7 separate regions of the Mus musculus genome follow, and all the other regions are linked to region 7. Evidence: chromatin loops called from intact Hi-C (ENCODE). Cell type or tissue: heart. All regions are shown on one strand. Region 1 has its middle 2.3 kb from the start of Gm38798. Region 2 has its middle 2.5 kb from the start of Gm24611. Region 3 holds the start of Casp2 (caspase 2). Region 4 has its middle 8.1 kb from the start of Olfr455. Region 5 holds the start of Tas2r126 (taste receptor, type 2, member 126). Region 6 has its middle 12 kb from the start of Tas2r144. Region 7 overlaps 2010310C07Rik (RIKEN cDNA 2010310C07 gene).

The links. A loop is a pair of places that touch in the nucleus more often than their neighbours do. Peaks named below come from ENCODE experiments on the same cell type or tissue, not always from the same donor. Only the 100,000 strongest peaks of a DNase experiment are listed, where the experiment ranks them.
Region 1: a loop joins it to region 7, with 6 times the contacts of the local background. A loop is called at or near these places in 12 of 42 quality-filtered maps.
Region 2: a loop joins it to region 7, with 1.9 times the contacts of the local background. A loop is called at or near these places in 11 of 42 quality-filtered maps.
Region 3: a loop joins it to region 7, with 4 times the contacts of the local background. A loop is called at or near these places in 5 of 42 quality-filtered maps.
Region 4: a loop joins it to region 7, with 2.4 times the contacts of the local background. A loop is called at or near these places in 3 of 42 quality-filtered maps.
Region 5: it touches region 7 in a loop (3-fold over the local background); 4 of 42 quality-filtered maps call a loop at or near these places.
Region 6: a loop joins it to region 7, with 2.9 times the contacts of the local background. A loop is called at or near these places in 9 of 42 quality-filtered maps.

The regions. Positions count from the first base shown.
Region 1 is chr6:42,582,007-42,586,006 of GRCm38, reverse strand. No RefSeq gene overlaps it. Among named protein-coding and RNA genes, the nearest start is that of Gm38798, 2.3 kb to the right of the region's middle. In heart, a CTCF peak has its summit at 2,283 (motif pointing right); no DNase peak of the experiment used is centred here; H3K4me3 peaks cover 448 bases.
Region 2 is chr6:42,338,273-42,342,272 of GRCm38, reverse strand. No RefSeq gene overlaps it. Among named protein-coding and RNA genes, the nearest start is that of Gm24611, 2.5 kb to the right of the region's middle. In heart, no CTCF peak of the experiment used is centred here; a DNase peak (open chromatin) is centred at 2,092.
Region 3 is chr6:42,263,060-42,267,059 of GRCm38, reverse strand. Tmem139 (transmembrane protein 139) reads right to left here. Exons shown (of 3, transcript NM_175408.4): 2 at 3,555-3,816; 3 at 2,505-3,332. The coding sequence starts at 3,799. The coding sequence ends at 2,933. It overlaps Casp2 (caspase 2), which reads right to left and starts at 2,075. Exons shown (of 11, transcript NM_007610.2): 1 at 1,863-2,075. The coding sequence starts at 1,936. In heart, a CTCF peak has its summit at 2,352; a DNase peak (open chromatin) is centred at 2,149; H3K4me3 peaks cover 2,541 bases; H3K27ac peaks cover 2,174 bases.
Region 4 is chr6:42,545,127-42,549,126 of GRCm38, reverse strand. No RefSeq gene overlaps it. Among named protein-coding and RNA genes, the nearest start is that of Olfr455, 8.1 kb to the right of the region's middle. In heart, no CTCF peak of the experiment used is centred here; no DNase peak of the experiment used is centred here.
Region 5 is chr6:42,431,872-42,435,871 of GRCm38, reverse strand. Tas2r126 (taste receptor, type 2, member 126) reads right to left here and starts at 1,337. Exons shown (of 1, transcript NM_207028.1): 1 at 411-1,337. The coding sequence starts at 1,337. The coding sequence ends at 411. In heart, a CTCF peak has its summit at 2,121 (motif pointing right); a DNase peak (open chromatin) is centred at 1,291.
Region 6 is chr6:42,225,535-42,229,534 of GRCm38, reverse strand. No RefSeq gene overlaps it. Among named protein-coding and RNA genes, the nearest start is that of Tas2r144, 12 kb to the right of the region's middle. In heart, a CTCF peak has its summit at 2,108 (motif pointing left); no DNase peak of the experiment used is centred here; H3K27me3 peaks cover 22 bases.
Region 7 is chr6:42,379,954-42,383,953 of GRCm38, reverse strand. It overlaps 2010310C07Rik (RIKEN cDNA 2010310C07 gene), which reads right to left. Exons shown (of 4, transcript NR_045169.1): 4 at 3,396-3,966. Among named protein-coding and RNA genes, the nearest start is that of Epha1, 8.7 kb to the right of the region's middle. In heart, no CTCF peak of the experiment used is centred here; a DNase peak (open chromatin) is centred at 1,673; H3K27ac peaks cover 696 bases.

The sequences.
Region 1 (4,000 bases), 200 kb before region 7:
ATACTAAATCAATAACATAGATCATTGGGTGCTGTCTCCACTGTCCTTATCTGAATGAATATACTAATCCTTTATGTTTTTATGTTTTGTAAAATTTTCTACTGAGAACTGACTTTCATCTCTACATGGCTGAAATGGGCTGTCAGCCAAGAGATCCTGATACCCCAGCACAAATTTAAGCATGAATACACAAATGGTCAACCACAGCCCTTGACTTGCTGAATCCAGTGACTTTACTACATATGCTTAAAGATTTAATTAAACCTGCCAATCACTGCACTTTTCTAATGCATGACAAAAACAGAGTTGGGGCTGGGTGTGGTGGTGCACGCCTTTAATCCCAGCACTTGGGAGGCAGAGGCAGGCAAATTTCTGAGTTCAAGGCCAGCCTGGTCTACAGAGTGAGTTCCAGGACAGTCAGGGCTACACAGAGAAACCCTGTCTTGAAAAAAAAAAAAAAAAAAAAAACAGAAACAACAACAACAAAAAAAAAAAACAAAAAAAAACAAAAAAAAAAACAAAACAAAAAACAGAGTTGGGAAAGAGTTTCTTTTTAAAATCATGGCATCTATGAATCATATGAGTGTAAAATTGTCTTGTATTAGCATTATCTTCACACATATGGGACTCTGTAAATAAAAGTTGACAAGCTATTAAAAAAAAAAAAAGAAGAACGGTGTCTCCTAGGACATTTTTCAAGAATCTTGATGTGGTAGTGACTCAAGCTCCATGACTAGACTCAGATTGTCTTATTTACTAAATCAATAAAGTATTGCTTTTGCTTCTGTTGATTTGTGTTTCTTTTACTGACAAGTAAAATATTGTCCCTTTCTTCAAGAACTCCCCTGCCTGCTGCTTGAGAAGTGTGGCACCCGTCCTCTCTCACAGAGAACCTTCTCCTGAATATGTGCTCCTGTGTCCATGTCTTTCTTTTGCTCCTATGACCTGGGTTCCAGCGTGTGAGGACAGTTAAACATAAAATAGCTTACGTCTGATGGAAATGTTGGCCAGGATGATAAATGATTCAAAGAGTACCATTTATTCCTCTCATTGTTGTGACCAAGTATCTAACAGAAGTGACTCGAAGGAGGAGAAGTCTATTTCTGTTCATGATTTCAGAAAATAAAGTGCATCATGTCAGGAAAGGGGATGCTTGGAGTTGCAGGAGCTTGCTCTCACCTTTGTTCTTATCTTAGCAAATCTGAAACAGAGAGAACAGAAAGTAGAAATAGACCATAGCTCTCAAGGCCCACCCAACCACCAGGAGTCTATGACTTTAAGGTAGGTCCAAAAGTTCTACATCCTCCCAGAAAAAGGACCATCAGCCTATGGCAAGAGCATCTGTCTATCCATATCTCTAGAGCCAGGGATGTAGCCCAATGATACTCACTTGCTTAACATGCAAGGATCAAGGGATGCTTGGGATCAAATCAAGAGTCTTCAGCGTGTTAAACAACTGGACACCACTGAGCTACATCCCAAGTATCTCTCTTAGAAGAGAATACATGTCCAGCCACGTGTCACGACTAAGTAAGTATATGGTCTTATGGTCTATAGTCACATATATATAAGTCAGTATATGGTCTATCTACAGTCACATCGTGCAACTGTAAAATCTTATCACTCTTAAAATTGTCTATTTAGTGTTTTCTTACTCCACTCGACTGTCCATTTCATTAAGACAAGGGTGACACCTGTATTTCTCAAAGTTCTATCTCCAACATAACACAGTGCCTAACACATAAAAAAGCTTTCCACAGGTACACGTGGTTGTGTTAGATTGTAGAAGAATGATTAAGGATCCCTAACTCGTGTCCTTACAGAAAACTACCCTATTTGCTGAAATTCAAAACAGTCTTTACAGGGTACTCACAGCAAAACTAATATTTCTCCTATTCTCTTCTGACTAATAATAGCTAACATAACCACATTGACGGTCAGATTGGATGACCAAAAAGTGATCTGCCATTTCCCACTTTCCACATGCAAGATTTAGTTCTTATGAGAATAGCTACAGCAACATTTTGTGGGAGATGAAGTCAGAAACTTTCAAGGAAAATGATTGACTTTTAAATACATTCCCCAAGCTTCCATTTCTGGGTCTCTGGTTTCCTTCTTGCCAGCCCCTTTCCTTCTCCATGTCATTTGAATCCCACCAAACATTAACTTTAAAGAAACTCCGTTTTCATCTAGATATTATGACCAACCCCTTTTTACTATATATAGTCCAAGAACATTCCTATAGGTTAGGAGGAGTCCCCAAATTTCTGTCAGCTAAATAACTTGGGCTCTTTCTTGTCTCGCCTCCAGGTGGCGCCCTAAGTCCAGGCTGAAATTTCAGCAGCGTCTGTACCTCCACCCCACCCCCATCCCCGCCCCGCCGCCCCACCCTCAGATTGAAGAAATAAAATGAGTTCTTTTGCAAAATTCTATCATAGTGTTTCAAAAACAGAAGGAAAGGAGCCAAGAAGCCAAAAGCCTGCTCCAAATAAGTTACAAAGAACAGGAATAGCCATGAAAGGTCGGTGAAGTACAGGAAAAAAAGAAAGTTTCAGGGTGTTGAGGAAAAAAAGATATCAGTGATCAAATCAAGACCTGGACACTGCCTGCTACAACTCTGTCCTGGGAGACAAGTTGCGCCTACTTATCTAGTAGTAGCAGTAAATAAACACTCTTTTGATTGGATCCGGGGCCAGCAGCATAGGAGTGCTTATGCCTGGTGTTTTGAACACGGTCCATCAAAACCAATGGCTATGGAAGTCATAGGCCCTAAGGGAGAACCCAATGACGCTTTTCTAAATGGTCATGTTGTCAAGCTGCCTTCCAGATACTTATGGTTTTATCCATAGATTTGTGCTGCTCCGAATCTTGCTCAGAGGAATTTCTTATTTTAGTGGGTAGTGACTAAGGCAGAGATGCATTACTGTTGTTCCGAGTGCTGAGAGTAAGTGATTGTTCATGTTTAGCTGTAAATAGGACGCTTGAATCAATCCTTCCATGCCAAGGCTCGGGAAACATCATGGAATGTGGTGTTGAAAGAATGTAAGGGCCAGGGGGTGAGCAGGAGTGTTGGGAAATGCTGTCCTCTGGACATGACATGCCTGTTGCTCACATAAACTCAAAGCAGCTGTGGAGACCTACACAGGGCTCACACAGGATCAAACCCAGCTAAAAGTTACTAGCTGAAAAACTATTGGAAGTTGAGGGAGGAAGGGAGTTGGATCAGCTCCTGAGGGAAGGAGAATCACTTTTCTGAGGGAGAGGTGTGGTCACTGGTGAGTTCTCTCTTTACAATAGATGACTCTGTGCCCATGCACATAAGAGAAAGACCAGTGGAACTCAGTGTGTTAAAAACATCCATTAACAGATTAAAAACTATAAAAGAAGGACAGAAAACAGGGAGGAAGATGTGTAACCTGGGAGAAATTGGAGAGAGGGAGAAATTAATATACTCAAGATACAGTGTGTGTGTGTGTGTGTGTGTGTGTGTGTGTGTGCATGTATGTATGTATGTGATTAAAAATAAAATTTAATATTAAAAAATACAGAGAAACTGGGTTGGAGAAGCAGGAGAGGTCCTAGGAATGTAAGTATGATACCATTTTCCTACCTCTAGAGTCACAGAATTTACAGATTACAAGAAGACATTCTATTCATTTTTTTTGTTAAATTTTGGGTTCCATAGTGACATTTTCCTACAAAATTATCTGACATTTTGTATTTATTTACTCCCTTGCCAATAGTCTTTATCTTTTCTCTCACACTTTTACTGACCACCCCCCCCCTTCCTCCTCCTAAGTGGTACTGGCTTCTGTTTCTTGACCTGCACATTTCATTACCTCTTTTACCCCCATCACCTTTCCTTCTTCATACCCTTTAATAGTTCCCTTCCTCCTTTCATGGCCTGACTGCTCTCCCTACCCCCCGCCCCCCCCCCCCACACACACATACACACACATACATTCTTAGAGAAAACACACAGTATTTTTCTTTTAAAGAC
Region 2 (4,000 bases), 42 kb after region 7:
ATACCACCTAAAGGTCTCACTACCACAGAATAGTGCACCCAGCTGTCAGCCTTACCTTTATTTTATTTTTTTTAAAGAGTTTATTTATTATTATAATTAAGGACACTGTAGCTGTCTTCAGACACACCAGAAGAGGGCGTCAGATCTCAATCCAGATGGTTGTGAGCCACCATGTGGTTGCTGGGATTTGAACTCAGGACCTTCAGAAGAGCAGTCGGTGCTCTTAACCACTGAGCCATATCTCCAGCCCAGCCTTACCTTTATTATATGGCCTTTGACATTTGTTTATACCATTCAAACAATACTGCAAATGCATGAGAAGTTGAGAGCACTTAGGATGCTGGGCCTTGAGGGATACCACTATTTGGTGGCTAGGTAGAAGAACAGTGTGTCCCTTCCTCAGACTCAAGTATGACCTCCATTTCCCCAGTTTCCCATGTCCTCTAGCAGAGGAGAATAAAGAAGACTCTCTCCTCTCTACCTTCCTGTGCTCACAGCCTTCCCTTTGTTCTCTGGCTGGAAAACATCAGAGTGCATCTCATTAAGTTCCCTAATACCATTTGTGGCAGTCCCTTAAGAAGCCCTAGCTCTTCAGTTCACCTTACATCTTACTTTCTTGCTCAACCCCTGAACCTTCCAGTTGGATCTGGAACTCACAGGCGATTCTTAGCAAAAAGGATTCTCTCCCTTTCTGCTCTAAGCTGCATCTGCCTGGACACACCTCCTCTGAAGCCCTGTCAAATAGCTGCAATGTTTTTCTATCACAGCCTTTGTGCCACTAGCACTGACCATGGAACAAACGTCTCTTTGGACTCTCACTGCCATGTCTAGACAATTTCCTTTTGTTCCTCCCTAATATCCCCCAGCTTTGAACATCATGTCATCAAACTGTGAACTACTTACTGCACGTACTTGCACAATCCTTTTTCATCCTGGACCATCACTAGAGGATTACTATGTTCTAGTTCACTTTCAGTCGTTCCAAAATGTCTCTACTATGGGTGTTCAGACATTTTAATGCTCTTGTAGACAATTCTTTCCTGGCTTTGTTCCTTTCATAGCTTTACCCATCACCACCACTTTCCCCACAAAATATAATAAAAATGTAGATCCACATTCATACTGAGACACTATTTTTATTACTATACTTTCAGGACCTTTTGTTTGTTACTTCTGTGGGGGTGTCTCACCTTCATGTACATTTGTGTACTGCTTATATACCTGGTGCCCAAGGAGGCCAGAAGAGGGTGTCAAATTCCGTGGAACTGGAGTTACAGACTTTATGAACTGCCTCTGTGTACTAGGAATCAAATTCATATCCTCTAAAAGAGCAGACAGTGCTCTTAACATCTGAGTCATCTCTTCACCCCACAATATACTTTCTTCAAATAGTATGTTTAAAAATCCTACCATTTCAATGAACAGCCTACATTTTAAAATTTATTAGTGAAATATGTCTTCTTGGTGCTAACTCATGAGAATTCAGTGTAATTGGCACTATAGCCCATTAAAAAAATATTATATGTCCTTTGTTAATTACATATATGAATTCAATGTATTTCGGTCATATACACTTTTTACACCTCTTTCTACCTCTTTCTGGACACCTTCAAACCATGTGTCTCTTTTGCCCCTTCCTCCTTTTTCTTCTTTTTTCCCTCCTTCAGTTTACAACTCACTGAGTACAGTCAATACTGCCCATATGTCAGAGTGTAGTAACGTCCCCTAGCTCATGGGCCACACTGCTACGGAGAACTGAGTCAGTCCCCTCAGCAGCCATTGCCTGCCCTGAGTCAGCAGCCATTACTTGCCCAAAGCTCCTAGTTAGGAAAAGGGTCTTGTGATCCTCTCCCCAATAGTACATCAATTGAGACGTGAAATGGAAATTTCTGGTTTCTTTGTAAACTCACTTGTGTCACGTGATGTTTTTCTAGAAGCTGTCTTGTGTGAGAGGACGTTTTGCTGAACCAGACACTTGACTGGGCATGTGATGTTTGGAAAGAGTATAAGTAGAACTCCACATCCAGTGAAAGGATGTTCTTGCCTTGCCTGACTTCATAGAGAGAAACTGGTGTTCCCGCTGATCCTTGCCAATTCTGCTGACTCATGCTCATTCCGTGAAGCCTTGCAGTGTCTGCTGGATTGAGCTGCTGCTACTGATATGTGTTTCGTGTTTGCTATTGGACTGGACTGCTGCTTCTGATTTGTATTGGTGTTTGCCATTGGACTGGACTGCTGGTCCTGACAATAAAGAATGGAATCCTTCCAAAAAACTACTTCTAAACAGGTCCACAAAAACCTATAAACTTTCTTTTGACCCTACCTCTGATCAATGGGCTAGAAGAGAGGTTGAAGCGTTGAAGAACCCTGAATAAAGGAGTTTTAGGAAAACCTAAGCCAGGGGCTAGAGCGATGGCTCAGCAGTTAAGAACACTGAGTGTTCTTCCAAAGGTCCCGAGTTCAATGCCCAGCAAATACATGGTGGCTCACAACCATATGTAATGGGATCTGATGTTCTCTTCTGATGCGTCTGAAGAGAGCAACAGTATATATACATAAAATAAATAAATCTGAAAAAAAAAGAAAAAAACCTAAGCTTTACAGAGACAAGTCTCATTTTTTGTCTATTCATTATTGACACATTTCGAGTAGCCTTGTCACAGTACAGCTCCAAATAAGTGGCCATTACTTCACTCTGGAATTCTAAGCTTCTCTTCATCCTACCACTTCCTTTTATATTCTAGTCACTCCTCTTCTTTTACTTTAACTCAGATAATTCTTGGAACCCAAGAGAAACAATCCCACTTTCCATTGTCATGCTTCTGTATCAGTTTCAATTCCTTAGACAACTGATAAAGTTACTCTCTTAAATTGGCTCCCAGTTCCTTTATGCGTCTCTCTTCCTCTTTGGTATTTGCAAAACCTAATCATAGGCTAGCCTTCACTCTATTACCATGCCTACACCCATGCATTTCAGCCGAGTTAGAGAAAATACACAGGCCTTCTGACTAGGCCTTCTGTCATGAATTTAAAAATTCATGACAATAAACTTCAAGTGCCCCTTGGCAATTAATTCTGTTTCCTCATAAGCACTCCAGTCTATAGGAAGACTTCTAGACTTCACCTTTACTCATTGTTCTTCAGCCTCATTGTCTTAGAGTTTTACTGCTGTGAACAGACACCATGACCGAAGCAACTCTTGTAAGGACAACATTTAATTGGGGCTGGCTTACAGGTTCAGAGGTTCAGTCCATTACCACCAAGGTGGGAGCACAGCAGCATCCAGGCAGGCATGCAGCATGGGGCTGGAAATGCTGAAAGTTCTACCTCTTGTTCTGAAGGCAGCTAGGAGAAGACTGGCTCCCACATGGTTAGGAAAAAGGTCCTTTTTTTTTTTTAAGATTTATTTATTTAATGTTATTAGTACACTAATTAGTAGCTGTCTTCAGACACATCTGAAGAGGGCATCAGATCCCATTACACATGGTTGTGAGTCACCATGTGGTTGCTGGGAATTGAACTCAGGACCTCTGGAAGCGCAGTCAGTGCTCTTAACCACTGAGCCATCTCTCCAGCCCCAGAAGAAGGTCTTAAAGCCCATGATCATAGCGACACATTTCCTCCAACAAGGTCACACCTTCAAACAGTGCCACTCCCTGAGCCAAGCATATTCAAACTACCGCACTCATACAACTGATAGCCTTCCTTCTGGTTTCACTGAGGAAATCAAACTAATTGAAGGATCTTCCCCAGCTACACCCTCTCCCACATATCTGCCAAAAGTATTCCTTGACCTCATCTATTCATTCTGTTCCAACAACGTAGACAAGAAACACTCCTACCTTGGAGCCTTGCACTTGACATTTCTTGTGCCAAGTTTGTTCTTCCACAAAGCTAGGCATGGTAGGACATGCCAATAATCTCATATCATATGGTTTGTCCTAAGTATACATAAAGGTCACCCTAGATAGGCACTGACAAGGAAAAAAATCCATCTAGA
Region 3 (4,000 bases), 120 kb after region 7:
TATCAAAAATATCTTACATTTCCATGATAAACTAATACTAAAAAGTGATCAAAAATCCTACAAGGTATGGGTAAGTGAAACTGAGTGAAAGCCACAGAAGGTAGATACTAATGGTGAACACGGTATAAATTGTAATCACAAGGACAGTGTAAGCAATGGTTAAATTATCTTGGTAATTTAGTTCCCAGCAATAAATGTATTTAAAAGATTCCATAGTTTTTCCTCTCAAATTTGTAAAGAGACCTGCTTATGCTCAAGAATGGTGAATACCATTTCCAATATACATCCTTTATGTGTCCAATGAATCTCCCTGATCTTATTTAGTATGAAAAAATGCTTAAGTCTGATGACAATGGAGTGACAGTGTAACAGTTGACTTTATACATCAGAGATTTTTAGATGAATCCCGATTTCAATGCAGGTAAAATATAGGAGCACAAGTAAGCACCTTCAATCACTGAAATACCACGCACTGGTCGAATGCCCCTTGTATAAAGGCTCCTTTAAGTCCTTTCAGGCCACAGTTAGATGGAAAAATAGGGTCCTGAGAAACTGCATTAGCAAGAGGTATTGACGCAGAGTAAATATTCAGAATGTACCTGCTATTTCAAAATTCACTAGAATTTTAACTGAGGTTTTAAAATTCATGCTCTACATGAATTTAAAACCTCAGTTAAGAATCACCTTACAAGACAACACAGTAATGGGGATAAATACAGGACCTTGGTTAAATTAAAATGAATACAGCAGCTGTTAGCTGGGTTTATCATTAGGTATATAATGAATGGTAGAGCAGAGTTCTTAGGTCATTAGGAAGATCCATTTCTTAAGCGGCTTCATTTCCTCGACTTCCACTCTACTGCTCTCTCCAGTTTCAGTTGGCTAGCCATGTTCCGGTTTCCTGTAGAGGGCACCTGACCTCTCCCCCAACACCTCATTCTCTTTGACAGGACTAGACCAGGAGACCAAACTCATTTTCAGTTTCTGATTCTCTTGCCTCAGGCATCAGGATGCCAGGATTACAGCCTTGTAGCCTTTAAATGCTGGCCCTGCACTAGGACACCCTTGCAAAAAAATAAAGGGGAGGGGGCTTTTCTCTAGACAATTGCATCCTCAGGTACAATTTACTGACTCCAGTTCTAAATCCTCTTATGTCCCAGGCTTGAATTTTTAACGAAGCAGTCGTCACCGTGTTTTATCTGAGGCTCCACCTACTCCGCACACCTGCCACTTCCTTTTATCTCAAACTACCAGGCTTAAAATATGAACTTTCCCGAAGTTTCCAGTCACCTGGAATTTTAGGGCACCCATGAAAAGTGGAATGGAGAAAAAGAACACCGAGAGGTTTCTAACGCTTTGATTCCGTGTCCTGTAAGAGTTCCCGTTTCTATATTAATGTTAGAGGTCTGGACAGGAAACAATAAAATTGTGTCGTCCTGTGCAATGTTTTCATCGAAACTGACGGAGGAGGCGGAGAAACGGGAACCATCTAATCCTCTCAAAGGATTCAAATCCCCCAAACCTGTGTGGAACTCTCTGACAAACATCTATTATATGAGAAAGCAGTGCAGGGCACGAGATAGTCAATCCAAGTCAAATGCGCCCAAGGCCGAGCTGCGAAGTCTCTGGTTTTTAAAGAGAAATGAGTTTAAGTCCTCAGCTAAGAACTGGAAGGAAAAGCCGGAGCATCTCTGGAAAAGGTGAGATGCCGCAGGCGAGAAGTAGCGCGGGACGGACAAGATCGCTCTCATAGACTCCTCTGCGCTGGACAAAGGGAGGCTGCTGCAGCCCCTGTACACGCGGCACCAGGCCAAGAAGCCGCGCCGCTCGCCTGGCCGCCTCCCCTCCTCTGCCCTCCTCACCTGCTCCTCCTGTCAGCCGCCATCAGCCCCTTCCTGTGCAGGGAGGACTGCGACCTCCCGCTCGGCGCCGCCATTTCCAGCTTTTCCCGGGCTGCACACGCACCACCCACAAAACAAACAAACGCTGGGCCGCGCCAGCCCCCGCATCCCTCCCCCAGCCTCCCACCGCGCCGCGCTTGCGCACGGCTCCGCCCGACGCCAGCAAGCCCCACCCACGCCGGGACATGCGCAAGCGCACACTGCTCGCTGAGGCTCGCACAGCCCAATGGGAAGAGAGGAGGCGCTAGAAGGAACGGGAAGGGGCGGGAAAAGAGCGAGGGTTCTCCTACTCGGGGACCTGATTGGCTATCGATTCCCGCGGAAACCGCAGCCCCCTCCCCTGGTTCCTCCGACCCCTCCTGAAGTAACTACAAGAGACCAAAGGGGCTGGGCTTCCCTTGTTATCCTTGTTCGCCTTGAACTTCCAGGGCCAGGATGCAGGGAAGACGGAAAGCACTAGGAGGCGCTCTTCTCCCAGGCTGGGGCAGCTCGTGGTCGCGCTTTTCCTACACAAGTGTCCTCTCATTCTCTTATCTACCAGTTGACAAGGCTATAAAGTAATGCGGATTGCCTGCTTGGTATTGAAAACAGGAGGCACTGGAATTGGAATTTGATTCGAGTTATTTTTATGTTTTTACTAGCATCCCGTTCTTGTGCAAACTATTCAGCTCCCCTCAACCTTAGAAGCTCTCATTATCTTGGTAGGTAATACCCCATCAGGAATCTCAGGGAGACTTGGTGTCTACAATAGAAGAAACACAGCAGTCACTCAGAGGTATCCCTCCAGCTTCTCTTGGTAACTTATCTCTTTCTCATCTTCCACCTTACTCTGGAAATACTGGTCATCAGATAGGTTCCAGAATGTTTCCAGAAGAATCTAGGTGTGCCATTTATCTGTGAACGACATGCCACAGCCCGACTCCCCGCTGCTTTGAAGGCCTCGATTGTGATGTCCGGGTAAAACCAGTTTCTGATCCAATAGACACTAGGAAATGCTGGGCAAATGAGTGCACAGGTTCTGAGGGCACCACTTAGGGAAGTATCCATTTATCTTCATAGAAAACACTGTCATCATCAGCATGAGCAAAACTGATTTCATAGGCAGGAGGTGGAGTACTAGGCTCCAGTTTGGGGGCCACTCTCATGCTTTGCAGATCAGGAGCAGTGGCCACAACTCGTGGACCCCTAAGTCGAAGAATTCTTCCAGGGTTTCCTCTGGCAGTCATTGTCCCCTCTGAGCCCACTCGCCTTTTCAGACTGCCTGTGCTGGGACTGTCTGGTTGGCTAGGCTGTGCCCCCTCAACTCCTGGGGATATTATGATACTGCTGTAAGGGGGTGGTTGCTCCAGCTCTTGGAGGTGGCTCTGTGGTTGTGAATCCATCACCTCTACAGCCTGTTCATAGGTTGGCACCTCAAAAGCTCCATTGTCTCTGTGGGAGAAGAAATATGGTCGTTAGTGGGTACCTGAAAGAAGACCCCCTTTTTCTGTTCCACCATTCTTGCAAAAGACCTCTCTATTGTCTGCTGACCATTGCTCTTAATGATACCAGTGACAGAGGAAAGCAGAGTCTATGCTTAAGAAAGGATGGGCACAGAGGGAACGAGGGCCTTGCGTGTCTTCCCGTCATCCTGCCCATCTCCCATCGACTCACTGCGCTTGGCCTGAGGCCTCTGGATTCTCAGTCTGCCTGGAGCTTGGCATCGATCGGGAGCATCGTTCCATAACACAGGCCAGGAGGCAAGCAACAAAGCAAAAGCCAGCCAAGCAGAGGAAGAAGTAAGCAACAGGGGCGACATCAGACTGTATGACCAGTAAAGCCAGCCCCAGGAGGAGGGAGGCACTGCTCAGGAAGAGAAATGGCTGCTTCAGTTTCCCCAACAACTGTCTTGGCACCATGGCCCCTCCCAGGGCACCTGCAGAAAGACACACAGTTGTGTGTTAGCTAGTGATCAGCACTGCAGTAGTGCCAGACCCCAAAGTAAAAGTATTATGCTCTTCTATTTGGATTCCCAGTGTTCAATTCAGTCTGAAACAAATGATCTTCAGGGCCTCTGGCAGCTCCATTATTGTCTCCTATTATTATAGGTTATTGCTTTG
Region 4 (4,000 bases), 170 kb before region 7:
TGGTAAACTAACATTTGAGTATACCAGAGCTCAAATTTCCAGAGTGATCCTCATCAGTATAATGAGAATAATTGCTGACCACACTTATACCTCTCTCATGACATGCATAGTATATGGCAAACTGCACATAGACTAGTGTGCTAGCTGTCTGGAAGGAATTTGAAACTTAGTATATTCTGACTAAAATTCCTGATTGAGTTTCTAAACCTTTGTCTATATGAAGCTTCCTATTATGAGGTAACCATACCTCCCCGCCCCCCACACCATATCCAGACCATTAGGAAATTCTAATTGCAATAGCTTTAAAATATATCATAATCCAACATTTTTCATGAATCTGCAACTAATCCGATCCAAGTCATTTTTCTACCCAGATACCTGTAATAGAATTTCCCAACCTCTCTCCCCCTGAGTTCTTCCCTAGTCCTTTAAGATCTACTCTACTCTCAACACAGCAATGGGAAGGAAACTTGAGTGTTATCCCAGCCCTCAGTCTTCACATAAAAACCTAGTCCCCAGTCTCTCACAAGGTACTCTCTACTGGCCACTCACCACCCTCTTGCCCTATGTCACTCTTCTGAAATGCTGGTTTCATCACAGTGCCACAAGCAGGCCAGGCATGTCTGTTTCCCACTCCACGGCCTCTACAGAGGCCTTTCTTCTGATTCTCACATGTTCCCCCATGCCCACAAGGTTGACTTCTCTGCACCAAATAAACCTTTTCACATCAGCCCCTCTAAAGTTCCATACCAGCCCCCACATTTTCTTTCCTCTTCTACTTTTCCCTATTAGATTTATCAGTTTTGAATACAGTATACAATTACCTTAACATAATTATAGTCTATTTCCTTTCCCTAGAATGTAAGTTGTATACAGGGAAGAATGTTTAACTCTTTTGCTATCTGATCATCATCACCAAGTTCTTAGGTCAATACCTGGAAGCACACACTACCCTGCAATAAACATTTGCTAACCTAATGAATAATAAATTGAGAAAATTAATTAGAATCAGTCCACTCTTAAGACCTATGATTCTGGTGTACATATGGTCATGCAAGATAACGACCAAGCCTTCAAGAGCATGTATTCAGTTCTCCTTTTTTTAGGGTGTCCTGCATACATTGTCTCACTAACATACGGTTAAAAGAATTACATAGATTAGGATTCTTATGGCTATTTTCGGAGGCCCTCACACATGTGTGGGAGCTAGGGGATCCATTCAGATATCCTAGTTCTCATTGCTGAAGCTACTATAACATTAAGACATCTTAGCCCTGCCCAGTGCCTGGCGTTCTGCAGCGCAGTCTGAGCTGCTGCCTGGACTAGTGTGTACAGACGGGAATTGACATGATGACAGAGAAAAAACACTCTAGGGAAAGTGAGATGCCAAAGGGGAGGACCATGCTCTGGGCAGGTGGGCAGTTCAAAATAGGAAGTCATTTCTCTCTGGACAACTACAGAGTTGTACCTTTGCCAAGCTCCACCCTGGTTTCCAACCTTGAGAAGGGACTTTGTGGAGATAATTAATCACAGGATATTTTTGCTCTTGCCTTCCCATTGGAATGGACTAGTGTACTCCTTTCTTCCCCCATCTCCTCACCCCTCCAGGGACATAAGGCAAGCTAAGATTATAGCTCTAACCAGACACAATTCATCAGAAACGCCTGTGACAATCCCCCATCTGGGTTTGCTGTTTCCCACTTCTCATTTCTTCATGCCCATCAGCATCACCATCTCTTGTTTGTCTCCCTGTATCTCTCCCTTTCTCTTCCATACCTACCCACTGCAACCTCCGCTTGCCATTTTACCTGGGATCTTGCTAACCTCTAGAGACCATGACCTGAGTCACTTCTCCAACATCCTTAAGCCATCCCTTTCTGAACTCAGGTAAGAAGGCTAGTGATGGATTCCATAGGCAAACAAAGATAAAGAAATACTGAGAGAGAGCATAGGGATAACAAAGTAAAATATGTTCTGGCTAGAGTACGAAGATAGCATTGATAAGGCAGGCATCCATTCCATTACTCCATCTTCTCTCCATCAGATCTGATGCCTCTCTCCTCAGGATGTTACACAGCACACCAGTTCAGTGTGCTCTCATCTTCAGAGCTCTTCCATTCTGGGTACATTGAGGTACAGTATGAGGAAACTATAGATGCCAGGACTGTCTGATATGCTTCCATTTTATTTAGTTAGTTTAATTATGTGCTGCCCTTTTGTCTCTGCTGCCCCATTCACCATTAGGAGAAATTTTGTGTTCCTATGTGAATAGAGGCTTTCATGAACAGATGAATCCAGCAATGCATGGGTCCCACAAGATAATTTGTAAGAAGACAAAGGAAGCACACTCCAGTTTTTAGAGGTAGAATAGAGAGTATTCAGGATGACCAGGTCTAAGGTCATTGATCAGCTTTATGAAATTCAAAACTTTACCACTTACAAGAGCAAAACAGGAAAGATTCCATTTATCCCTCCTGTTTTGGAATGAAATCCTCAGGCCTTGGACCACATCAACCATAGACCTTTCCACTGCAGAGAGTGTAGGTCCTTGTCAAAGGCTGGCCTCCAGCAGGCTGAGCATCCTGCATTGATCTCATTTAATCTAATCATTAGCTGTCTTCTTATAAATTCTGGGGTCAAATTCAGACTAAAAGGAAGTAGGCAACTGGAAAGTAGGGAAGAACAATCTGTTGCATCAGTGGTCAGAAAACAGCCAGGTGATTCCAGGGAGCCTGGGTTCTCGGGGACACTAAAACACTTCCCTCGGAAAAATGCTCATCACAGAAATAAGCATTTTTCTTTCCCTACAAGGGCTGACCTTTTTCATTTGTCTGGTTTTATCTCAGTGAATCATAAACATGTCCTGGCAATAGTGAAATAGTGTTGGCTCCTCTCTCCATGCATCTATGCTACCCACTGTTTACATCTAACTCTGTGGCCAGCAAGGAACAAGAAACCATCTTTTAGAAGGAGAGTCTTTCAGTTTTACAAGGTAGCCCTCTTGCTGTCTTGTATCATGAGGTATAGTTTCTAAATCAGGAGTATTTTCAAGCCTGTTAAAATCACCTTCATAGAAAACAGTAATTGATTTAAAAATAAATTTTGGAAATGAACCAGTTTTCTTACAGAGCAAAGATATTGATACTTTTCAACTAAAGTAATGATCCCTGGACCTAAGATACTTTTCAAAATTTAACAACACAGTGATCACTCATTTCCTGTGATAGAGTTGACCTTCAGAGTGTCAGAACTGGGGCAGTCTCTGCACCAGACAGTTTTTATGTGGAACATTAAAGTGCTCGGTTTTGAAGCTTATCTATCTGCCTCTGGAGGAAGCCTGTGTTAAAGACATTCATTAAAATGGCTGCTGTTTCATTCAGGGAGAGAATCTCTTTCAACACATCAAAGGCAGAAAGCCAGCTCTACAGTCAGTAGGACTCCTAGATTTTCATAGTTCAAAGTTCCTATCCAATTGAAGGTAAGAGAGAGCAGGATGCCTGGAAAACATCCTCTTCCGAAAGTCCTAATCCCACACAATTGATTTTTGGAGAAAGGAGAACAATGCATGGCAAGTATCCAGGGTGCTTTAAAGAGACAGACTCAGTACTGTATCCTCTGAACAGACTCACTCAGTACTATATCCTCTACACAGACAAACTCAGTAATGTTGAGTCTGTTCCCCTGAATCATCAGGAAGCATGAAGTCTGGGAAATATTAGCCTAAGATCATGGTAGCATGTTGACCCAGAGCTGGACAAGGTCAGCCATGTGCCTACCATTTTAAAAAGAGTTCATGAGTAGTCATAGAAACTGTCAAGATCACCTCATCTGCATTAAATGCATTAAATACTTCACAAAATGCAATAATGGGGAGAAAGCAAGAATGTCTGTGTAAAACAAAAATGTCTCTGTTGATTCATTTAGCTGCTCTTAGGGGATAAACAGGACACCAAGAAACTAACAAGAGTTCTTAGACTCACAAAAAGCCTTTGACAAGATA
Region 5 (4,000 bases), 52 kb before region 7:
TACTCTGCCTCAGGGACACTTGCTTCCCACCCATGTATATCCCAATGCAGCAGTGACACAAAGTTCTTTTACCTCCCCAGTGGCCAGCCAGATGAGATGATTCAGTTGATCAAGACTATTCCCTAGAGAATGAATCAGTAACAAAAGGAAAACAGACATGAAAGGAACAGGACATATTGTACTTTGCACTTAGATCAATACTGGTCCAGGATTCGGAATTTCCACTTTCATAATATCCTAAGGTAAGGAAGGACACTCTGTATTTTCTTCTCCTCTTTCCCAATGAGGAACCTCACAGTATGACCCCATGCCTGCCTACAAAGACATTTCCACGTAGATGAGCTCACTTCCAAGTGAAGTTACCCTCACCTGAGTCTCTTCAAAGGCTCTAGATAAAGAGACCAAGCCTTCTAGGCCACCCAGAATCCCCTGGCCAACAGGAGTAGCTGCCTGAAGGTGCCGCGGAACCTGAGATTATTGGTGATGAGGATAAATGGATGTACAGACATGCAAAAGTAAAGTATAATTTGCCAGGGCCAATACCACACATTATCTGAGGAGATGAAGACTGTAGCATCAATGATCATGGACACAAAGGACACCGCATAAAGAACCAGGAATGAGATGAGTGACTTCAGGGCTCTGCTGTGAGCCTGGACGTTGGGGTCTTGCAAGCTGTGGGTATTGTGCTGCATTCTTAGCGAATGCCTTCTGAGAGAACTGATCAACAGCAAAATTGAGACCAGAAAAAGAGAACAAGGAATTGACATGGTGACAACTTTCAGAGGCATGAAATAGTCTATTTCCAGCCTTCTGTTCCACTCCTTAAAGGTTGTGTTCCCAGTAAACTTTCTCCTTAAGAATGCCTGATATATAGTGTGGTTTCCCCAAAAGAACAGCAGAGTTACAATGACGGACACCAAGATAGAGCCCAACAAGAACCAGGGCACCAACGCTGGGAATCTCCACTTCAACCACAGGAAGGCAGGATGGGAGAAGTTAGCAATCTTGATACAGAACAGGACGCTGAGCCAGGTACAAAACCAGAAAGTGGCTGAGTTCAAGAAGTCCCAGTGAAGACTAATGAGCTGCCGGGCAAGGCTCCCGGAGTACTCAACCAGATGGAGGAAGTAATAGAAACTGTTGACCAATCCCACACACTGCTGGAAGAATCGGGAGGTGCCCAAACTGAAGAGGATCATGTCCGAGGGGAGCAGCCTACCACGCAGTAGCCATTCCCTGCTCAGCATCAGCACAATGAAGCCGTTGGCCAGGATCCCCAGGAAACAGAGCAGAACAAAGGTCAACATGAAGAAAACTGATAATGTTGGTAGCATTTCAGTCCCTCCTCCTGTCACCACTGATTGCCTTGGTTCCTGGCCTCCTCCCTGCCCCTACCCACAGTCCCTGACACTCCCTTCTGGAGACAGGAGATAAATGGTTGGATTCTGCATGTGAGCCAGAACTTCAATGTGAAAAATGCTCAGGCAGTAGATAAAAGGTGTGCTTTTGGCTCAGATATGATGCAAATATTTCCCGGGCTCGGGTACCATGGGGCAGCAGCTGCTCATGATTTGCCTTCTCTGATTTTGCCTACATGCTGCCATGCTTGCAATAACATCAGTGGGGAAGGTATTTTAATCTTGGTAACTGAGTTCCATCATTCTTATCCCATCATTGCAGGTTGTGACCACTTGCCTCTTCCTATTAGGTGTCAGTAGGTAGGTAGGTAGGTAGGTAGGTAGGTAGGTAGGTAGGTACATAGACGCATAGATATCTGGCACAAGGAGATACCTAGGAAAAATCGTGACACTAAAGAAGTCTTTCTTATCTGAGTTTCCCTGCCATATATCTACCCCCACTCAGGAATAGCCACTCCTAAGTCAATATCTAGGTCTACCTCTCTACCCAAATCTCTACATAAAGCCCCTATGGCTTCTATGGATTAAGTAATTTATAACCATCTAAACTGCTCTTTTTCCAGTGAAAGAACCTATTTCCTTGTGGCTGCAGGACTGAATGCCTAGGTCTCCTACTGGATATTTGTTGGAACACACAGGCTATCATCAGTATTTGCCACGTAGTCATATTTAAATATGGCCACTGACTTATTTCATTAGACCAGCAGAGGGAGGCATGAGCAAGATAGAAATAACACAATCCTAGGAATGTCACCCTAGCCTTCTTTGCCTGTGTTATTAACTAGAAACACAAAGCACTGTTACAGAATAAACAACACGTTGGACTCCTTTGATTAGACTCAAGTCACAGCTCTTATCCACTTCAAAAGTGGGGGATCACAAAGTCACAAAAGTCTGGGTTGGTATTCATGAAGGCCACCTTAGATTTGTCTACCACAAAGATACTTGAGAGTCCCCCATCTACTAGCACAAACATTAAAGGGACCCCTACTGGAGCAGGTTGAAAAGTAAAACCATTTTAACGTATCTGTCATCTCAGAGAGTTACTTTTTCAATTACTTTTATGTGTGACAAGGACACATAAGATCTACTCTTTCAGCAAGAGGCAAGTGTATACTCTGGTATGGCTAGCTGCTGTCTGTCACACAGCTATACATTCAGCCTCCAGGACTGAGTTCTTAGCTGAATTTTTGTACTCTATGACCAACATCTTTCTCTTCATTCCCTTATCCTAGATCCCTAGTAACATCACTGTGATTTTGACTTATTTTGGTTATTTTAGGTCCCACAAGTAAAGTCATTTAGTGTGTGTCTTTCCTTGTCTAGAATTCTTTGCTTAGCTTAATGTGTTCTAGAACATAATGCCCATTTGTGTTGTTTCACATAGTAGTATGTCATTATTTAAGGCTGAATAATATTTTATACTGGTTATATAACTTATTTCTTCATTCATTTACATATTAATACTTTCTTAGGTTGCCTCCATGTCTTGGCTACTGTCACTGATATTGTAACGGACATGAAAGTGCTTATATCTCTGATTTATGATTTTACTTCCTTTGGGTATTTGCTGTTCTGGTTTGAATATGCTCGGTCCACACCAAAACTCATGCTGAACATTGGTTCCAGTGTAGCCATATTAAATGGTGTTGAGAACTTTCAGAGGTGAGAGTTCATTAAGAGAGGTTTTTTTTTTCATGTACACTCGCTCTCTAGCAGGACTAGCAAGGATTGGTTTCCTTGAACAACTGAAGTGATGGCAGTGTCTCCCTGACCTTTTGATGTGGGACTGTCTTCTGCATCCACCCACTTACCTCACATGACACCTTCCTTTACTAGAAGCTCCGCAAACACCAGAGCCATAATCCTGAGCTTCTAAACTCTGAGAAGGAATAACCCATTCTTTTTAAAAACTACCCAACATAAAGTATTTTGTTAGAGTGACAGAAAAGAAACTAAGATATAACATACACCCAAGAATGGGACTGTTGAATGATAAATTAATTTCTCTCTCTCTCTCTCTCTCTCTCTCTCTCTCTCTCTCTCCTTCTCCAGTAAACATCTATATTATTTCCCAAACTGCCTATACCAATTTACATTTCAACCAGTACATACAGGAACTTGTTTTCTCTGCCTCCTCCCCACCACTTATCTCCTTTTGGTAAGCACTAACAGGTGTGAGGTAATGCTTCTTCATGGTTTGATTTGCATTTCTCTGAGTCGATGGTGCTGAGCCCATTTTGAGCCCATTTCAGACATTTCTTGTCTGTTTGTATGCCACTTTTGAAAACTATCATCATCTCAGATCCTTTGCTCACATTTAAATCAGGTTGTTTGGGGATGATTTTGCTATTGAGCTGTATAATTCCCTTACAATTTTCTTCTTTCTTAGTGAAGAAACCATTCTTCCCACATTGCCTATTCTTGGCACCCAAGTCAAAGTTCAGTTGCCTGCGTGTGTGTAAAGTTAAGTCTGAGCTCTCTGTTGTGTCTGGTTGGTCTGTATATCTGGTTTTATCACAGTACCATGTTGTTTGCATTCTTTTGGGTTGGTTACTGGAAATTTACTGCGTTCCTTC
Region 6 (4,000 bases), 150 kb after region 7:
ATTGTTGCAACAAAAAAAAAATGGCACTGAACTTTATACATACTATGTTTTTTCTACTGTAAAGTTTAGTTTGTAAAAGTGGCATAGAAGAGGTTAGCAAATATTAGTGATAAAATAAAAGTTATGTGAATGTGGTCTCTCTCTCTCAAAAATCTTATGATATACCACTCACCTATCTTCTGGTGACAGGGTAACTGAAGCTGCAGAAATTAAGCTGTGGGTTCATAAAGGTAGCTAAGTCTTATTGCTGATTTAATATTCATATTTCTGGTTATTAGTGAGCATGGTTTCCTGACCCACAGGATTACCACCACCTGTAGATTGTGTGTGTGTGTGTGTGTGTGTGTGTGTGTGTGTGGGCGCACACACATGGACATGGACATTCCCTTGTAGAGTTCAGCTAGTTGTCTCTTGTTTAAAGATATAGCCAGTGACCCTTGCTGTCACTCATTGCATACTCAATGGAAATCCAATCAGTCTTTGTCTCATGCATGGCTAGAGCTTTTGAAATGTTCTTTAATAGGTCACCTCCAACTCTTTGGCTATAACTTTAACTTCATAATAATAACTTTATTATTATTAACTTTTGAGGCAGAGTTTCTATTAATCTTGGCTGGCTTCAAACTTGTTATGTAGTTGAAGATGATCTTCCTGCCTCCACTTTACAAATCCTGGGCTTACAGGTGTGCACCTCCATACCTGGTTTTATGCAGTGCCTGTGGCTAACTTCCAGGACCTTATTCATGTTAGGCAAGCACTCTACCAACTGAGTTATATCCTCGGTTTTGTTTTATAGGCTTAAAGTCTTTATTTTTTCTATCCATGTGAATTTGTGTTTGAATTAATTAAAAGCCTGGGACCTAACTTTGTCTATCTGTGAGCTATGACTCCTGTGCAGTCCCTTTAATAATCTCAGCTTTCTCACATCATTCACACTTGTCATAAATTTCTATGAGTAAATGAATCTGCTTTTTCCATAACTTCTTATGCTTATTTTGTAACTCAGCTTGCTTCAGTGTCTGATGCAGATATCGCTTCCCTTCTTCTTTTACTTCATTTTTAAAAAATTGAAACACATTTGTCAAATCTTATATTTTAATCAGTTCCACTCCCCCAACTCCTCCAAGGTCCTCCCCACCTCCCCTCCACCCAACTCCACTCTCCTTTCTGTTTAGAAAACAAACAAAACAAACAAGTTGTAACTAAAAAAACAAAACTAAAGAAAAATAAAACAGTACACATGCACACAAACAGGCAATCACATGTGAGCACACAGGAAGAAATAAGCCATAGGAACACAGAAGCAGAAACCATAATATACAAGCAAAAGGCCAGTAAGAACAAAAAAATATATATCTACAAAAAAACATTGAGTTTATTTTGTCATGGCCGTTTATTGATGAGTGTGAGGCCTGTCCTTATGTGTGGTTTGTAAACCCAGTGAAATTCCTTTGGAAAAAAAGTTAACTTTTCCTTTGTAAGTGTTGCCATTTGGAGATAGTCTCTTAGTTGTGAATGGGAGCTGATGTCCACTTACCCTCTCAGCACCAAGGGAGGATTGGTTGATGTGAATTTCTTGTTTCACTGTAGCACTGTTTGCTCTTGCTTCCTTCATCTGTGGAATGCCTGGCCTGTGTCTGATATAATATCTGGTTTACACCATTGCTCAATCTGTATCTATAAAACGATTTGAATGGATTTATGATCGCCGTTCACAGATTAGGTGGGCAATGTGATAATGGAGGACATCTTGCCTTCTTTCAGGAGAGAAGGACAGCAAAGGCCACGAAGTAGATCCCTCAGGGACAGGTGTGGCTTTGGATACATTTTTTTCCCACAGCTCACCGGGGACTAGTCATTCCGGAGCCAGAACAGCTTCTATACGAGGCCTTGAGAGATGGCCGTACAGAAGAGCCAGGATCTGGAGTTTCCGGGGAGAATTTCAAAGGAAAACACAAAAACTTTCATAGTAAAAAGTTTACAGAAAGGAAAATAAACTCCACCAGTTTAATTCGTGTATTTGAATTATGGTTTGCTCAGTGTTGAACTTGTAACAGAAAAGGTTTGTGCTAAAGAAATGACTCGATCGCCATCTAGTGGCCACGCATCCAATCGTCACCATGTTAGAAACTGCATGGAAAAAAAAAACGGTCAACAATCAATAAAGAAGTATGCAAACAATCAGTAAATCCTGTGTAAAAACGAGGAAACCAAGTCTAGGAGGAGCTGAGTATCTTGCTAACACCACAAATATTATTATGCTGGACTGAAGAAAACGTTATCTCTGGAGATGCCCTCTGTTCCTGTTTGGAAGGAAGCTAGCTCATCTCCAAAACCCACTGAACAGATCCTGCTGGTAGTTTGAATTTTGCCATGCTGAGAGTATTTACGCAACGAAATCACCAAACTACACACTGGTTAATCTCTAAAGTTAAACTTTGATCTATAAGAGAGTACTATACTAGTGGGCATCATTTCAATGTGGAATGTGGTTTGAGGAGAGGAGTCCAGAGGAGATGTGCATAGAAATGGACAGAAGAAAGAGTTGTCTATCAAGAGAGTTTATGGAAAGGGGCATGGAGAAGACACAAGGGAGGTGGTAGGAAAGAACGAATATCCATCACAGTTTAGATTTTATGGAGCTTAGTCATGTTTCCTGTAAATACTGGAATGGTGTCCCATGGCAGGGCATGATGGCACACACTTTTAATCCCAACACTCAGAACACTGAGTCAGGAGGACCCCTGTGAGACTGAAGCCAGCCTGGTCTTATAGCAAGTTCTAGTCCAGACCAGGCTACATAGTGAGAGCCTGTCTTGCCATACCCCCTGCCTCCACTCCAAGGGATAATCAAGGCTATATTAGAGACGATGTTTATATTTTTTCAGAGGAGTGTTTTGGTGCATTTCAGCTTATACTTCAAAGACTAATTTTGGGACCCAGTTCATTTTTATAGAAAGTAGAAATTTATGTGAAGTCCAAGAACCCATAAAAATCTTTAGCTTTAGAGACACAAGAGATACTGAAATATCTGAGGTATTTGAAGTATAGTATTCTCCCTCAAAAGAAAATGTACTTGTAATTTCCCTGAAAGGCCTTCACCGATCAGTTCTGGCAAAATGTTAATGGGAGCTGTAACAAAATGTCCAAGATTAACGATTTAAGGGAGGAGATAACTATTCTGGTGTGCAGTTTCAGAAGCTTCTGTCAGAGGTCACTCCATCCCATCACTGTGGGCCTATGGTGTGACAGTGTCATGGTTGAGAGAGACGTATGGAGAAGAACTCGTTTCATTGTGGTTAGAAGAAGGGTGAGTTAGAAAGGTGGAAGAGAGTGTGGAAAAGACCAGGGTCCCAAATACCCTTCAAAGACACAACTCCGTTCACTTACGGTTGTACTTCTTCCAAGCAGGACCCTTCTGGTCTGTTCAGCTATGAACTCAGCTGTGTATTTATCCATGGATTAAGCCCTCATAATACAATAATCCCTCAATTTCAGCACTGTGTAGGAATAAAATGGTTAACACCTAAGCCTTTGGGGGACACTTCAGATCCCAAGCAGCACTTATTAAATATAATACACAGTACATGAGTACAGTATGATACACAGGCAGGAGTGCAGCATCTCTTCTACTTTTCTGTATGATTGAACATATCCAAAATCAAAATTACAAAGGAGCCAATTCATCAAGCTCTTTAAGTGATTATGTTGGCTAGGGTGTATAAAGAAAAACAAAAAACCCATCAAGAGCGATCAAGAAAAGAGTGAGTTGAGATGCAGCAGAGGGCTTTCCCCCACCCTCCTGCCAGTGGACACATCTATGGCAATCAAAAGTCTCTGGAGGATTTTCAGAAGGTGATGTGAGTGTATGTAAGTTGTGTGTGTGTTTGTGTGTGTGTGTGTGAAAGTACATATGTAGTTCAAGAGCATATGGTTATATATGTTTCCCGATAATAAAGGAATGGCCTAAAAACAAACAATGTAGCAAAGGTTGTTATTG
Region 7 (4,000 bases):
GGTGTGCCATTTTTCCACGAGGGATTTTGACATTGTTTTGAGTTGTTTTCCGTTCTCAAACTTGCACAACGACAGCATGGGAAGAATTTCAAGCTGCAAAGTTAATAAGAGAAGGCGAAATCAATTATCATAAGAAGATGAAAGGCAAGTAACGAACGGGTTAGACTTACGTGCCTCACCTGCACAAATGGAACCTTTTGGTGGAGGCCTAGATTCAGAGCAAAGGCAGCAGCAAGGCTAGCACCGAAGGAAAGAACCAGAAAGATGCAGAGAATCACAGAGTACCCTTCACTTCCATTCCAGCCGGTACTGGAGAATTCAAAGCTCAAATCACAGAGCAGAAGCACAGGCTGAAACACATGGCTAAAAGAGCAGCCAGCAGTCCCAAGACACAGTCAAAGAACAAAAGGAAAGGGGAAAATGTCAGAGTTTGGCTGAAATTTCTCCTTGCTCAGTCCTGCTATTAGGTAACAAGTGGCAGGGGAAACCTCAGGCCACACTGCTCTTTTTTCTTTTTTCTTTTCTTTTTTAAGATTTAATTATTAAAAAAAAAAAGAAGAAGAAGAAGCGCTGGTCGTGGTGGCTCACGCCTTTAATCCCAGCACTTGGGAAGCAGAGGCAGGTGGATTTCTGAGTTCGAGGCCAGCCTGATCTACAAAGTGAGTTCCAGGACAGTCAGGGCTACACAGAGAAACCCTGTCTCAAAAAAAAAAAAACAACCAAAACAAAAAAAGATTTAATTATTTATTATAGGAGTATACTATAGCTGCCTTCAGACACACAAGAAGTGGGAGTCAGATCTCATTACAGATGGTTGTGAGCTACTATGTGGTGGCTGGGAATTGAACTCAGGACCTTCGGAAGAGCAGTCAGTGCTCTTAACCACTGAGCCATCTCTCCAGCCCTGATACTGCTCTTTTGAACCAGTCCTTCCAGGAAAACTTTACTATGCCATTGAGTTAAAAACTCTGTGGGGAGATAGAAGGCTGCTTCCCAATCTATACCACCCTGCAAACCTTCACAAATATCTTCTAAGAATCTCCCAACACTCTGCTCCTAAGGACATTTAAGACTAGATCATAGTTGTCTTTTTTCAACTACCCCCTTTCAGACCTTTCTAGAAAGCCCACCTCTTCTGATTCTCCCCATGCAAACCCATTTCTCAAAACTGTACCTCAGTGTTGTACCCTGCTTAGAGAAGCCAAGCACATCATCATTGTGTTTATTTTTTTATTTTAGGTGTGTAAGCGTGCGTGTGTGTGTGTGTGTGTGTGTGTGTGTGTGTGCGCGCGCGCGCGTATTATGTGTGCAGGAACCCACAGCGATCAGAAGAGATATAAAATCCCATAGAATTGGAGTTAGAGATGGTTTGTGAGCTGCCTCATGAGTTCTGGGAACCAAACTCAGGTCCCTGCAAGAGCAGTAAGCAGTCCTCATAACTGCGGAACCATCTCTCCATCCCCATCCACTCTTGTTTTTAAAGCATTTTCCTAGGGTGAAAGAAAGTCATTTCAGCTTTCTTACTTTCACATTCAGATGCATTTTAAAAATAAAACACCACAACTGTCAGCATGATGCTAGGAAATTGTTAACATCCGTCACCTCCACTGCTAGCCAGCCAACATGTCCTATGACACACTTCCCCAACAACCGAAATATGAGCCATTGTTATTTCTTTCCTGAACTATTTACTCTGGCCAGCCTCTGCTCGCTACCTCCTCTTCCTTGACTCAGACACTAAGGCTAAGAACGTACATCTAAACAAAGGGCTTCCGCGTACAGAATTATTGCTGATGCTGATTTACAGAGTAGGATGTTCTGACTCCACAAGTCAGTCCCGAGGCCAGCTCTAGCCCACACTGTTGAATTTCTCTCCCCTTCTCCTTACTGACCTCAGCCTAGCCCACCACACAGCACAGCACAACACTTCTTGGACAGATGTCTCTCTCCTGGCGTGTGCTTATCAAGCTTTGCCTGCCCAGGCCTGAAGTAGCGTCTGCATCCAACTGACTTGTCTCCAGTCCCAGCATGCCCCACTGACAACCCTGCTTCAAGGATTCTCCTTTCCAGTTCTGCTCAGGCCACAGATCTCCTCGTGTGCCACAGCCTCCTGCCTAGCCCTTGGCAAGGCAACTGTCCCTCCTGATAGCAGATAGAGCTTGTTCCCACTCTTGGACACTCTGGTCAAGCCCCACTCTAGTCTACATCATAGTCAACTCCTCAAATAATACATTTTTCCTTTTACCTGTTCTATCTCCTAGTATTTCTTACCAGATGAAAACCGTGTCCTGCTACTTACTAAGGTACTACCTATCTTCTTCTCTTCCTCCTAACAAGTAGCAGTGAAGCCAGATGTGCAGGGCTTTCTGTTTTCCTGTTTGCTGCTGTGTCTCCAACACTTAGAGCAGGGTCCAGTCTACCAGAGGAGTTCAGTGCATTTCTGTTGAATGAATAGTTACAATGCCAGGGTGAACGTAAAAATCACCTTTTCCATACATATCCTGCCAACACACTTCCCACACTCCCTCTGCCCCCCTTTTCTGTCTCTAACAAGTGGCCTTTCATATGAGTGCAGCGATTGGCCACAGATGTAGCAGGATCATAGAAATCTATGGAATCCATCTGAAAAAGGCTCTCAGACACAGGGAGGTTAGTTCAGGGTCTCCCACCCTTTCCACCAAACCTAGTAGCTTTAAAAGTAAACAACAAAAACTAAGTACTTCAAGCACCCAGGACTTCAGGGTTCAAACCTTCCTTTTACTTTATTATACTGGAATTCCAAACAAGGATGGAAGAGAGGGAATGACAAAAGAAAAAGGAAGGAGGAATGGAAATCAGTAAGAAAGGAAAGGAAGTGGGGGCATGTGGAGGAAGAAAAGGAACGCTACATTTTTGTAAGTCGATGCCTGGCTCAGAGGTTAGTTAGCATGAGAATACTCCAACCTTGTAAACCACTCTCTCCTGCGGAAAATGGAGCACAAACAGCCAACTGTGTCGGCCCTTTTATCTCAGCAGGCACTTCCTCAACCACCAGCTCTCTGCTCTTTGTTGTATTTGAAGCCATCGGTTCAACAGTTAAGCCACTTCGCAGAAAACTCCTTTTCTTCCTGGCCTGGTTGGAAGGCCGTTCTTACTGAGATGAGGAAATCAAGAAATCTTTCTACCTCACAGCCTACCCATCTTTATAATCATGCTAATATGTGAAAGTCCTACCACTAATCCAGTCCATTGAAAAGAAGTGTTTACCTGGTATTCTCTGATTTTTGTAAACAAATTTCAATGGCTGAAATACCTGGAGCAGCTGCAGTTACCAACCTTGATCACTAGGTGGCTCTCAGACTGTATGGCCTGGTTTGGCGAGGAAGGGATAGATTTAGAAAGTTGTACATTGGTTTCTTACCAACAGTTGTTATTGTCTTTATTTGCAAATATGTATGCATAGGTGTGTCTATAGAATAGTAACTTTGAAACTGTATATAGAATATATGTAATTTATAGTATGTATAGTAGTAACTTTATAATAGCATTTGGAATATATAATGTAAAATGCATCTGTAATAGTATATAAAATGTGTTTATAATATATAGTATATATAACAGTAATTTATAACAATACCTTTCTAAGGGAATTAGAAGAAATTTGTGACCATTTGAATGAGATGTCCCTCATAAGTCTCAGATATTTGAATAGATAGATGCTCCTCAGTGGGTGGCTATGTGGGACGGATTATCAGTGCAGCCTGAGGAAGGATGTCACCAGAGCAGACTTGAGACTTCAAAGGATTCGCACCAGTTCAAGTTCACTCTCTGCTTCCCGCTTCCCGTTTGCTGTCCAAGATGGGAGCTCTCAGCTGCTACCCCAGCTAGCCGTGATCTGCCATGCAGACTCCAAGCTTCCGGAGTCTCCAAAATAAAATCACTTCTTCTGTAAGCTGCCTTACTCACACCACAGCAAAAGAAAGGTAACTAAGATAAAATTTTAAGTTATCTGTTAGAATTA